Linked DNA regions of Mus musculus: region 1 is linked to region 2. Evidence: chromatin loops called from intact Hi-C (ENCODE). Cell type or tissue: heart. All regions are shown on one strand.

The links. Hi-C counts contacts between places; a loop is a spot of excess contacts. Peaks named below come from ENCODE experiments on the same cell type or tissue, not always from the same donor. Only the 100,000 strongest peaks of a DNase experiment are listed, where the experiment ranks them.
Region 1: it touches region 2 in a loop (2.4-fold over the local background); 4 of 42 quality-filtered maps call a loop at or near these places.

The regions. Positions count from the first base shown.
Region 1 is chr10:62,588,408-62,593,407 of GRCm38, reverse strand. Ddx21 (DExD box helicase 21) reads left to right here. Exons shown (of 15, transcript NM_019553.2): 5 at 281-398; 6 at 1,406-1,591; 7 at 2,642-2,787; 8 at 3,481-3,630; 9 at 4,590-4,751. Among named protein-coding and RNA genes, the nearest start is that of Ddx21, 11 kb to the left of the region's middle. In heart, no CTCF peak of the experiment used is centred here; a DNase peak (open chromatin) is centred at 3,037.
Region 2 is chr10:62,680,173-62,685,172 of GRCm38, reverse strand. All of the region lies in intron 1 of Stox1 (storkhead box 1), which reads left to right. It overlaps Mir7215 (microRNA 7215), which reads right to left and starts at 2,665; the gene lies at 2,615-2,665. In heart, a CTCF peak has its summit at 1,897 (motif pointing right); no DNase peak of the experiment used is centred here.

The sequences.
Region 1 (5,000 bases), 92 kb after region 2:
AATGTCAGGTTGTTTTACTGGACCTCTAGTTCTTCACTAGTTCTCTGGAGCAGCAGTATGTGCACACTTACTCCTGAGTGGTGTGACCACAGGCTCTTAGAACACTGCTTGGGGATGGTATTAGCGCCTGTCCATGTAGTATGTGGGATTTCTCTGAGCACATGGTGACTGGTTCCGTGTATGGCAGGATGGGGAGGACGAACAGAGTGTTGTGGATTCTGGAGGAGTGGAGAGACAAATACCACATAGCACTTTGAAATCCTGGCTTTCTCTCTTTCAGGTGCTAGTCCTTGCACCCACAAGAGAATTAGCAAATCAAGTGAGCAAAGACTTCAGCGACATCACCAAAAAGCTCTCTGTAGCTTGTTTTTATGGTGGAACACCCTACGGTGGTCAGAGTAAGTGCATTCAAAAGCTGGGGGGGGGGGGGCTGTTGTCGGGGTTTCTCTCTTGCCTGCTGTTTAAGGATGGTGAAGAGTGGGTTCCTAGGTGATTCTAGGTAAGCCCTGGTTTGGGTGTTCAGTGCTCTAATGATTCAAGAGGGCAGACACAGTGTCAGTCTCGCCCCTTTTACATGTGCGTTTCTTGCTGCAGTGGCCCTTTCTTTCACAAGCATCAGCTAAGGGTGCAGTCCCTTCGTCCCATTCTAGTGCTTCCTAATTAGGACCATGCTGTCTCTTGGAAAGGAGGATCAAACATTGGCACACAATGAGGATGGCACACAGCCATCCTTCATGGCTTTGGAAGGCCTGAGTTTGATTGGATCGTGACTGATCCCATACTAATCAGGAGTCCACTTTGCTTAGTTTTTCCTCCTTGTGAAGATTGTGTTGAATAACGCAGGATGCCTAGTGTAGTCTGGAGACTACAGCAGCAGCACAGTCCGAAAGCCTCCAGATTGCCTCCCCGTCAGGCGCAGAGGATGAGCACTCTGGTCCTGGTGTTTCCATAGAGTAGTCACCCTTCTGTGCCCTCTCACTTTCTTATGCCCACTCAGCCACCCCACAGGAGGTGCCTGGTTTTTAGTCTTGAGTGAGTGACTGCAGGAAAGAAGGCTGAGTTCAAGAACATTCCGAACTACATTCTGATGCCCTGTCTCAAAACAAACCAAAATAATACTGTTTCTATTTCTCTAAGAGTGTCACTTATGGTCTGAAGGCTTGACATTTTCTGCCAGCCGAACAGGAAGTCGTTCTTGTGCCACTGTTTCCTGGTGGATCATTTTCCTATTGTGTTAGTGCACTGGCCCAGCCATTCAGGGAGGGGTGGATGCCCCTTGTTGCTGTCATTAACTTTGTAGCTGTGTAGTAATAGTTTAGAATAAAAAGTATTTAAATGGATTCTCCATGGTTGATAAAAGGAGTTTGAAAACAAGGCATCTCTTTTCGTTGGTATTTTTTTACAGTTGAACGAATGCGGAGTGGGATTGATATCCTGGTTGGGACCCCAGGTCGTATTAAAGACCACTTGCAGAATGGCAAGCTAGATCTCACCAAACTTAAACATGTTGTCCTGGATGAAGTCGACCAGATGTTGGATATGGGTTTTGCTGATCAAGTGGAAGAAATTTTATGTGTTGCATACAAGAAAGGTAAGCCCCAAATTTAAGGGACTGGTGGAGGGGACCTCAGGAAGGGTCATGGTGAAATTGTCTTCTAGGAGATAATAAGGACACTCGGGAAAACTTGTTTTTTGATACAGGGTTTCCTGTGTAGCCCTAGTTATCGGGAATTCAGTCTGCTCAAGGCTGGCCTTGACCTCAGGCTCTCCTGCCTCTGCTTCCTGAGCACTAGCACTAAAGGCTCATGCCACTACTACCTGGCTAAAGTTTGGAAAAATTAAAAAAAATTTTTTTCTTAACTTGGAAATTGAAAAAAAATAGGTTATATAATTCACAAAAGCTTGGGAGAATAAAAGAAAAAATTCGTATTGTGCCAGCTTGATCACTGTTCCTAACAGTTTTCAGTGTATGTACTGTTAAGATACTAAAATTTTGTCAAGTGATTTATTCAACCACCTACCTCGTTTTATAACCGTCACTCATACCAGAGGGTTCTGGTCACAGTTGGAGTTCTGCAGTACCTGGAGTTGGTTCTATAACACAGACCTTCATGAGTAGAGCTACTGATCAGCTGTAAAGTGCACTGGACCTGTTCTGTCAGCTTGTGTCCTCGGGGCTTCTGAGAGCAGTAGTGTCCCTAAAGCCAGATGAGCACATACATTGAGGGTCTTTTGTCGTTTGGGGGTGCTGAGGATTAAGCTGAAGGCTTTGTCACTGGATTGCACCCCTAGCCCTGGTTCTAGATTCTTAATCTACTAAACTGCTGTGGGATTCGTTTGGTTGTGGGCTGCTTGGTTAGCGGTCTATGCTGGTTGGTTCCTGGGCTTCCAGGATTTGTCGTCCAGTTGGCAGGCCTCCTTCCTGGGATGGATTTCCTGTGAGTGACAGAGGCTGGAAGTAAATCTGATTGCACATACTTTTGTCATTTGGGGATCCATTATGATGACAGATCATTTCAGTTTTTGTGTGGTGCCAGTGGTCCGTGTTAATGGTGCTGCGGTGTGGAGGTGCCAGGTGAGGTGGAGTGCTGTGTATGCAGGCTTGCTTGGATTATTCACACTGACTTCTTTTTCCCCCAAGATTCTGAAGACAACCCCCAAACATTGCTTTTCTCTGCAACTTGCCCTCATTGGGTGTTTAATGTTGCTAAGAAATACATGAAATCTACATACGAACAGGTGGACCTGATTGGTAAAAAGACTCAGAAAGCAGCTATAACTGTGGAGGTAAATGATTCATTTAGTTGCCGGAATTAGTTAAATCACTGTTTCCTGTCTGATAGTTTTAATAGTAGCAAATCCAAGCTCTTTTTCCACATAAATACTCAGTCCCTATGCAGAGCCAATTAACATTTCTTTTATGTATGGTGTCTGTGCTTTCTGGATTGCACCATCTAGCGGCCTGATTTCAGTCTTTGGAACCTTGTGTTTGAATTAGATAAACAAAGTGGTTACGTTCAGAGTTCAGCCACTAGTGGGCAGCAGAGCAATCTGGTGCGTCATCTTGAATCTGTTTCATCTTAGGCTCCGGTACCTAGATGAATTCATTTCACCCAAAGCGGGCCTGTACAGTAGTTATTGCAGGTTGTATTTTAAGTGGATGAAGGGGCATAGCATGCACAGGCCTTTCTTGTCTGTTATTTGGTTTCCTGCGGGGGTGTGGGAAATAGTGTTTCCTGATTACATTAGAATGCAATGAAACCAGATGCTCTTTGGAAAAAGGATAAGCCTGGAGGAGGTAGACCATGCTGCTCCTGACTTGGGTTTATTTAGTTTCCTTTTTTCCCTCTAAGCCATGGTGGCAGCAGACAGCCCTGTAAGGTCTGCGTTTACTTCCTGTACCAAGCATTAGATGTAAGAGTTGAGAAGGGAGCTGCAATGTCCATCTAGGCTTTAGTAAGTGTTCCTTTCTCTCTTCAGCACCTGGCGATTAAGTGTCACTGGACAGAAAGGGCAGCGGTGATTGGGGATGTGATCCGAGTGTACAGTGGTCATCAAGGGCGCACGATCATCTTCTGTGAAACCAAGAAGGATGCCCAGGAGCTATCTCAGAACACGTGCATAAAGCAGGTTGGTCCTTTTCATACCTGAAGCCTGGGTCTTCAGTGAGTTTTTATCTTGGACTCTGCTTTCATTCTGGATTTCAATTATCCAGTGACTTCCATGTTGTGTTAGATTAGGGGAAGTGTCTCTGATGGTCAGGGTTTATGAAATCTACCAGTCCTGCCTCATGGGTGGTGGTTCACTGGTAAAGCTACACCTACAAAGTAGGTATAGTCTCCTTTGGGTGATATTCTCAACCTTGGAGAGTGTAGTTAGAAAGAGTTGATGTGGGCTGGGGAGATGACCCAGCAGTTAAGAGTACTGACTGCAGAGGTTCTGAGTTCAAATCCCAACAACCACATGGTGGCTCACAACCATCTGTAATGGGATCGAATGCCCACTTCTGGTGTGTCTGAAGACAGCTACAAAGTACTCATATAAATAAAATAAATCTTTAAAAAAAGAAACAGTTGATGTAACAGCTGAGAGCTACAAACAGTTTGAAGATTTTTTCCATGTAAGAAGCAGGTTGCAAGGGGTTGGGGATTTGGCTCCGTGGTAAAGTGCTTGCCAAGCAAGCGCAAGGCCCTAGGTTCAGGCCTCAGCTCTGGAAAACAAACAGAGACAAAAAAGAAGCAGGTGCAAGAAGACATCTGCTCTTCATAAATAAATCTTTTAAAACAGGGAAGGTTTGAAGAGATGGCTCAGTGGTACTGTTTGCTTTTCCAGAGGTCTTGAGTTCCCTGCAACCACGTGGTGGCTCATAACCATCTATAGTGAGATCTGATGCCTTCTTCTGGTCTGCAGGTGTACATGCAGACCGAGCATAAAATATATAAATTTGAGAGGGGGGGGAGGGTGGGTGAGTGGGTGTCTGCTTTTCACTTTATGGCATTCCCTGCCCAAGCTGAGCTCTTGTTGCAGGTGGACAGTGTCATGTTGTGTCTAGAATTCTGAATTCTGAGGTCAGTTGATTTCTTTGGCAGGATGCCCAGTCCTTACATGGCGACATTCCACAGAAGCAAAGGGAAATCACCCTGAAAGGTTTCCGAAATGGCAATTTTGGAGTTTTGGTGGCAACCAATGTTGCTGCCCGTGGGTTAGACATCCCTGAGGTTGACTTGGTTGTTCAGAGCTGCCCACCAAAGGTATGTTTGGTCTTGTGTTTTGTCTTTTAATAACAATACAAAATTACTGCTTTTGTTTCTTTGTGTTACTAAAAGTCCTTTCACTGACTTTTATGCAGTTTTCAGGCCCTTTCTGGTCTTCTGAATTCTGCACACAGTCAGTTTAGATGGTTGGATGGATGGAGAGAAAGAGGGAGATTACAGTTAGGCTGTGCACTCAGTCTTCTGCGTCAGCGTCTCCATCTTCCCACAGATCTCATCATCTCACGT
Region 2 (5,000 bases):
CAAGCTGAGCAGTCTGTGCCTTCTGGAACATTCTAGAAAGTGCAACTCTTCAAAGATCAGGCTCTGTGCCATGGGGCCACGTGGGAAGCAGGACCAAGACAAGAGTTGTGACCCTGCTTCGTACTGCTCTAGCTTGGCTCGGAGGACTAGGTCCCCTCAGAGGGCACTGTTGTGCCTGAGGAAGAGGTGGAGGGATCCAGACACGGTGTAAGAGAGGATCTGTCTGTGTGTGGAGCCCTGGGGAAGGGGCTGGTTCTTTAGTAAGCACAGGGTGTGGGTGCCATGACAGGAGGAACAGGGGACTAAGAGAATGAATGAGGTCTGAAGCAAGGGGACTTTTAAAGATGTCCAACTCCTCCGCTGGGCCAGAACTCAGCAAGAAAGGCAGGAAGAAAGAATTTATTCTGGTTGGCGGTTAGGGAACCAGGTCTGAGCAAGGCCAAGAAAGAGGTCGTGTAAACTGTTGATGGACCTTAGAGGTACTGCCAGGACACAGACACACACTGAGGAACCTGTCTGTGGATGGCCCCTGGGCAGAGGTGTGGTGATTTAGGGGGCTTAGTAAGGCTGCTCTTAGGAGCGGCCATCAGAGTCACTGTGTTCCCTTTCCAACACTGCTCATCCAACTTGATACTTCTGAAGTGATGATATTGAGGGAACAAACGGGCTGATGTGTGTTGAAGTGGCTGTGTGACTGGGTGTGACTTTCCTCCCAGAGGGACAGGTTCCAGACCGGCGGGTGTTCTCGGTGTATCTGCTTACATGAAAGTGGAACACAAAATACTCTTATCCTGTGTCCCAGGGAACCCTCCACAGAGAGGATCCACCACCCAGCACAGTGGCTAGCTTTCCACGGCCATTGGGCCAATGGGCCAATGGGCCAATGGGCCAATGGGCCAATGGAAGAGCACTCATCAGCCAGTCTACTTGCCGTGTGTGCTGAGGGAATGCCTCACGTAGGCCCTTCATCACGGATGGATTATTGAGAACAGCCATGCTGCTTGCCTGGAGTTGGAGGGGATGCACGCAAGGCATCTCGGATCAGACTCCTCCATCTTACCCACTCAGTCTTGTAAAGGGCCAGGGGGCCCACTGTTCCTGACAATGTGCCAAACTTAAAGTAGCTAATTTTGAGAAAGAGGAAGATGGATAGATAGCACCTTTAAAGATACTAGGGCTAACAAGGAATCACTCTCTGACAAGGAGACAGGGAGACATTGTAGCAACCACCATTGAAGGAAGAAAGGAATGTCAGAACAAGATTCTGATGGACCCAGAGATATTCAGTCTGGCTGACCAGAACCTCCAGGCTGTTCTAGACATTAACATCCCCAGAAGTAGGTTGCCCTTCAACTCTGGTGTGCTGAAGGCACAGTACTGATTTATATAATTTAATAAAAATTTTAAATAAAAAGTTTATAATTTTATGTGTATGGCTGTTTTGCCTGCATGTATGTCTGTGCACCACGTGTGCATAGTGCTAGCTGAGGGCAGACATGAGCATCAGATCCCTTGGAACTGACTGACGGAGTTGTGAGCTGACATGTGCTAGGAGGCAAGCCTGGGTCCTCTGCAAGAGCAGCCAGAGCTTTCAGCCACTGACCTATCTCCCAGAGGCAGGGTTTCTCTGTACAGCCCTGGCTCTCCTGGAACTCAGTCTGTAGACCAGGCTAGCCTTGAACTTACAGAGATCTGCCTGCCTCTGCCACCCAAATGCTGCACCACCATGCCTGCACCACCATGCCCAATGTGGCTTCTATCTTTTAAAGCTCTCGGAAGCCAGAAGAGTCTGTAATCAGCTTGAAAGCAGCTGGAGTTGGGCGGACAGTCTGGACAATGTGTGACCATTGATACAAAACCCAATGGTGCTTTTCAGATTGAACCGGTGACCAGCAGGTGGAGCTGCCCCCCAGAAGGGAGAGGGGATATGGCACCTGTGAGCAGGGCCAGGACGCCCTGGATTCTTTATTGTCCTGGGTAACCACTTGGAGCAGGCAAGGTGCTCTCTGCAAGGCTTTTGGTAGACCTTCTGTGTGCACAGTCTGGAGGAGGAGGCAGGATTGTGTTTACCTCATGAGACAAAGTGCAGTCTCCTCCAGCTCCCGGCACCACTGAGCCCAGGCCTCATTGCAGCGGATGATCCTGGCCATCGCCCACTTCCAGGCAAACCCATCCACAGAGACCTGGGGAGTCGGTGAGAATCCAGGCTCCTTCAGGACCAAGGCAACTTCTTTTGACAAATGTCAAGGATGGCCTCAGTCCCAACACACAGGTGGAGGTAGCTCTATTTGCTTGTTTCCTGGGCTATTACATTGCCTCTCAGGGCTGTAATACTAGACGCCCATTTCTCATGATTTCCACATTCAGTAAGGAAATTTCCTTCCAGAGGAGTGTCTCCTGTAAGTTTTAGGATAGACTATATTATTCATCAATACTTAACAATTTGTAATGCTAGTTGAAAGCATAGCTTTTCTGCCTCTCTTTAGACACCCCAGAAGAGGGCATCAGATCTCAATAACGATGGTTGTGAGCTACCATGTGGTTGCTGGGATTTGAACTCAGGACCCTGGAGGAGCAGTCGGTGCTCTTAACCGCTGAGCCATCTCTCCAGCCCCCGCTTTTCTGCCTCTCAGAGCATTTGTAGCTCAGCTTGGACATAAAGAGCATAAGGCCTCTTCTGCAGATGGCCAGCCGTGTGGCATTCTTGTGTGCCGGCGGTGAAGGGGTTAATGAAGTATCTTGTGCTGTCAAGCCCAGAGGTTCGAGTCAAGTCCTTGGGACACACACAGGGCTTACAGCAGAAACCATGAAGAGGCAACTCATGTCATTGGTCCTTGAGTGGGAAGATTTGGATTAAAGAAGAGTGTTCTGGTGGGATTTTAGAAAGCCTTTAAAAAAATGACTTGTATAAAGAAAGTGTAGATTTGCCTCCTATACCAGAAGGCTTAGAGATAGGTAAGCTGGCTCAAGCACAGCTCAGCATGGCTGTCCTAAACCTTGGCATTTTTGTCTCCTCTCTGTTTTGCCTTCTTGTGTACCCAGGTGGTTGTTTGACCTCCAATTTATTTTCTCCTGGTCATGAGAGCTGCATCTACCTAAGATTCAAGCACGGAGGTGTGGTAGCACACACCTCTAATCACAGCACTCAGGAGGCAGAGGCAGGCAAGATCAGGGGCTCAGAGTCACCCTGGGCTACATGAGACCCTGTCTGAAAACAAAACAAAAATCCAAGCAGGAAGAAAGAATGAAGGAGATAAGTCTTTTTAAATCTCCTTGGCGGAAGTCTCGCCATCTGGCTGCCAGTCTTACGAGAAGCTAAAGATGGAGTATCCATGTTTTCTGCCTCCACACGGTGGAACAACAGTATATCTCAAATGGACCAGTCGAACAAAATACCTAACTTCAGAAATATATCTCTCAAAAATAGAGTGTGCCCAGCCCTGAGGTCAGTCCTTTCAGGTGAGAGGACCACCTGTCAGGATTGGTGGCTAGTCAAAAGGCTATGGAATCCGGGAAAAAGTCAGGACTGATCAAGAAGTACCTCTAGTACCAAAGGAGTGTGCTAGAGGAAAAACAATCTCAGGGTGCTGGAGATGCTGGAGACACGGGCTCATCAGGCGTGATGGCTTTGGTTTGGGAAGAAAAGAGAAAAGATTCTAGGCAGCTTTATTCCAATACTGTCAAGTGCTGGCCCCGGGGCATGCCTTCAAGCACATTGTTCTCCTTTTGTTGAACAGTTGAGGTAACTAATCAATAAAGAGGGTATTCCAAAAGTGCAGTGAAGGGTGCTTCCTAACATTCCAGGATGGCCCCTGCTTTCTCATGATGCCTTTGGGACCTAAGACCCCACAGGGATTTTTTTTTTTCATTCATGATAGTCTGCCTTGGGCATCTCCTAATGTCCTAAGAAGTGCTGAGTGGAGTGCTGTAGTCTTTACTTTGGGTTATAATTGCCTCCACCCACGTCTCCTCATTCCAACCAGAGCCCCTTGAGGGCAAGTACTGTGTCCCATTTGCTGTAGTTCCTAGACAACTGGCATATAATAGATACTCAATAAATATCTGCTGGCTAAGGAGCGGTCTGGGTTTTCTGGTGCAGCGCTGCAGTGGCTCCTCCCTACATCACGAATACGTACATGAAGAATATTCCCAGCTCCTGGTTTCCAGGGGTGCTCAAATGGTTGAACAGCATTTAGGGTAGGCATAGATGACAGCGTGCAAAGGCTGCCTTGTAGGAACGAGTAGAGGAAAACAGGGTCCAGGCTTTGGCAAAGAGGCACAGGATCATAAACAGAATGCAGTGTAATGGAGGGAGCTTGCAGCTTGTCGTTTTCCTTTACAAAAAGGAAGGCACACCAAACCTGCCCACACTGGGTTATGATTAACTCAGACCACAGCTCCTGATTGTGGCCAGGAGCTATGGAGCTAACGCCAGCCAGGCCATTCTTTACAGATACTCTTTAACCATGTCATTGCAACTCCAAGAAGCACCTTTGCAAACATTTGGTCACAGGATGAACGCTATTTTCCTTTTCTTAATATTATTGGGAGGGAGAGGCACTTGCCATGGTGTACGTGTGGAGGTCAGAGGAAAACTCTTTGGAGTCTGTTCTCTGCTTCCAGCTTTATTCAGAAGTTCCGGGGCTTGAACTCAACCCATCAAATACATTTGAGCAGCAAATGCTTTTATCCAATGAGCCATCTTTCTGAACCAGGACCTTTTTTCTTTAAAAAGTTTTTTTTTCTATTTTTTTTTTCTGTTGTTTTTTAGCCTTGGTGGGATTGGTAGTACACACCTTTAATCCCAACAGGAGGAACTCCGAGCCAGCTTAGTCTACATAGTGAGTTCCAAGACATCCAAGGCTACATAGAGACCTTGTCTCAAAAAACAAAAAAACAACAAAACAAAAAAAAACCCACCTTTTAAAAATTTTTATTTATTTTATGTGCATTGGTGTAAGGGTGTCAGGTCCCCTTGGAACTGGAGTTACAGACAGTTG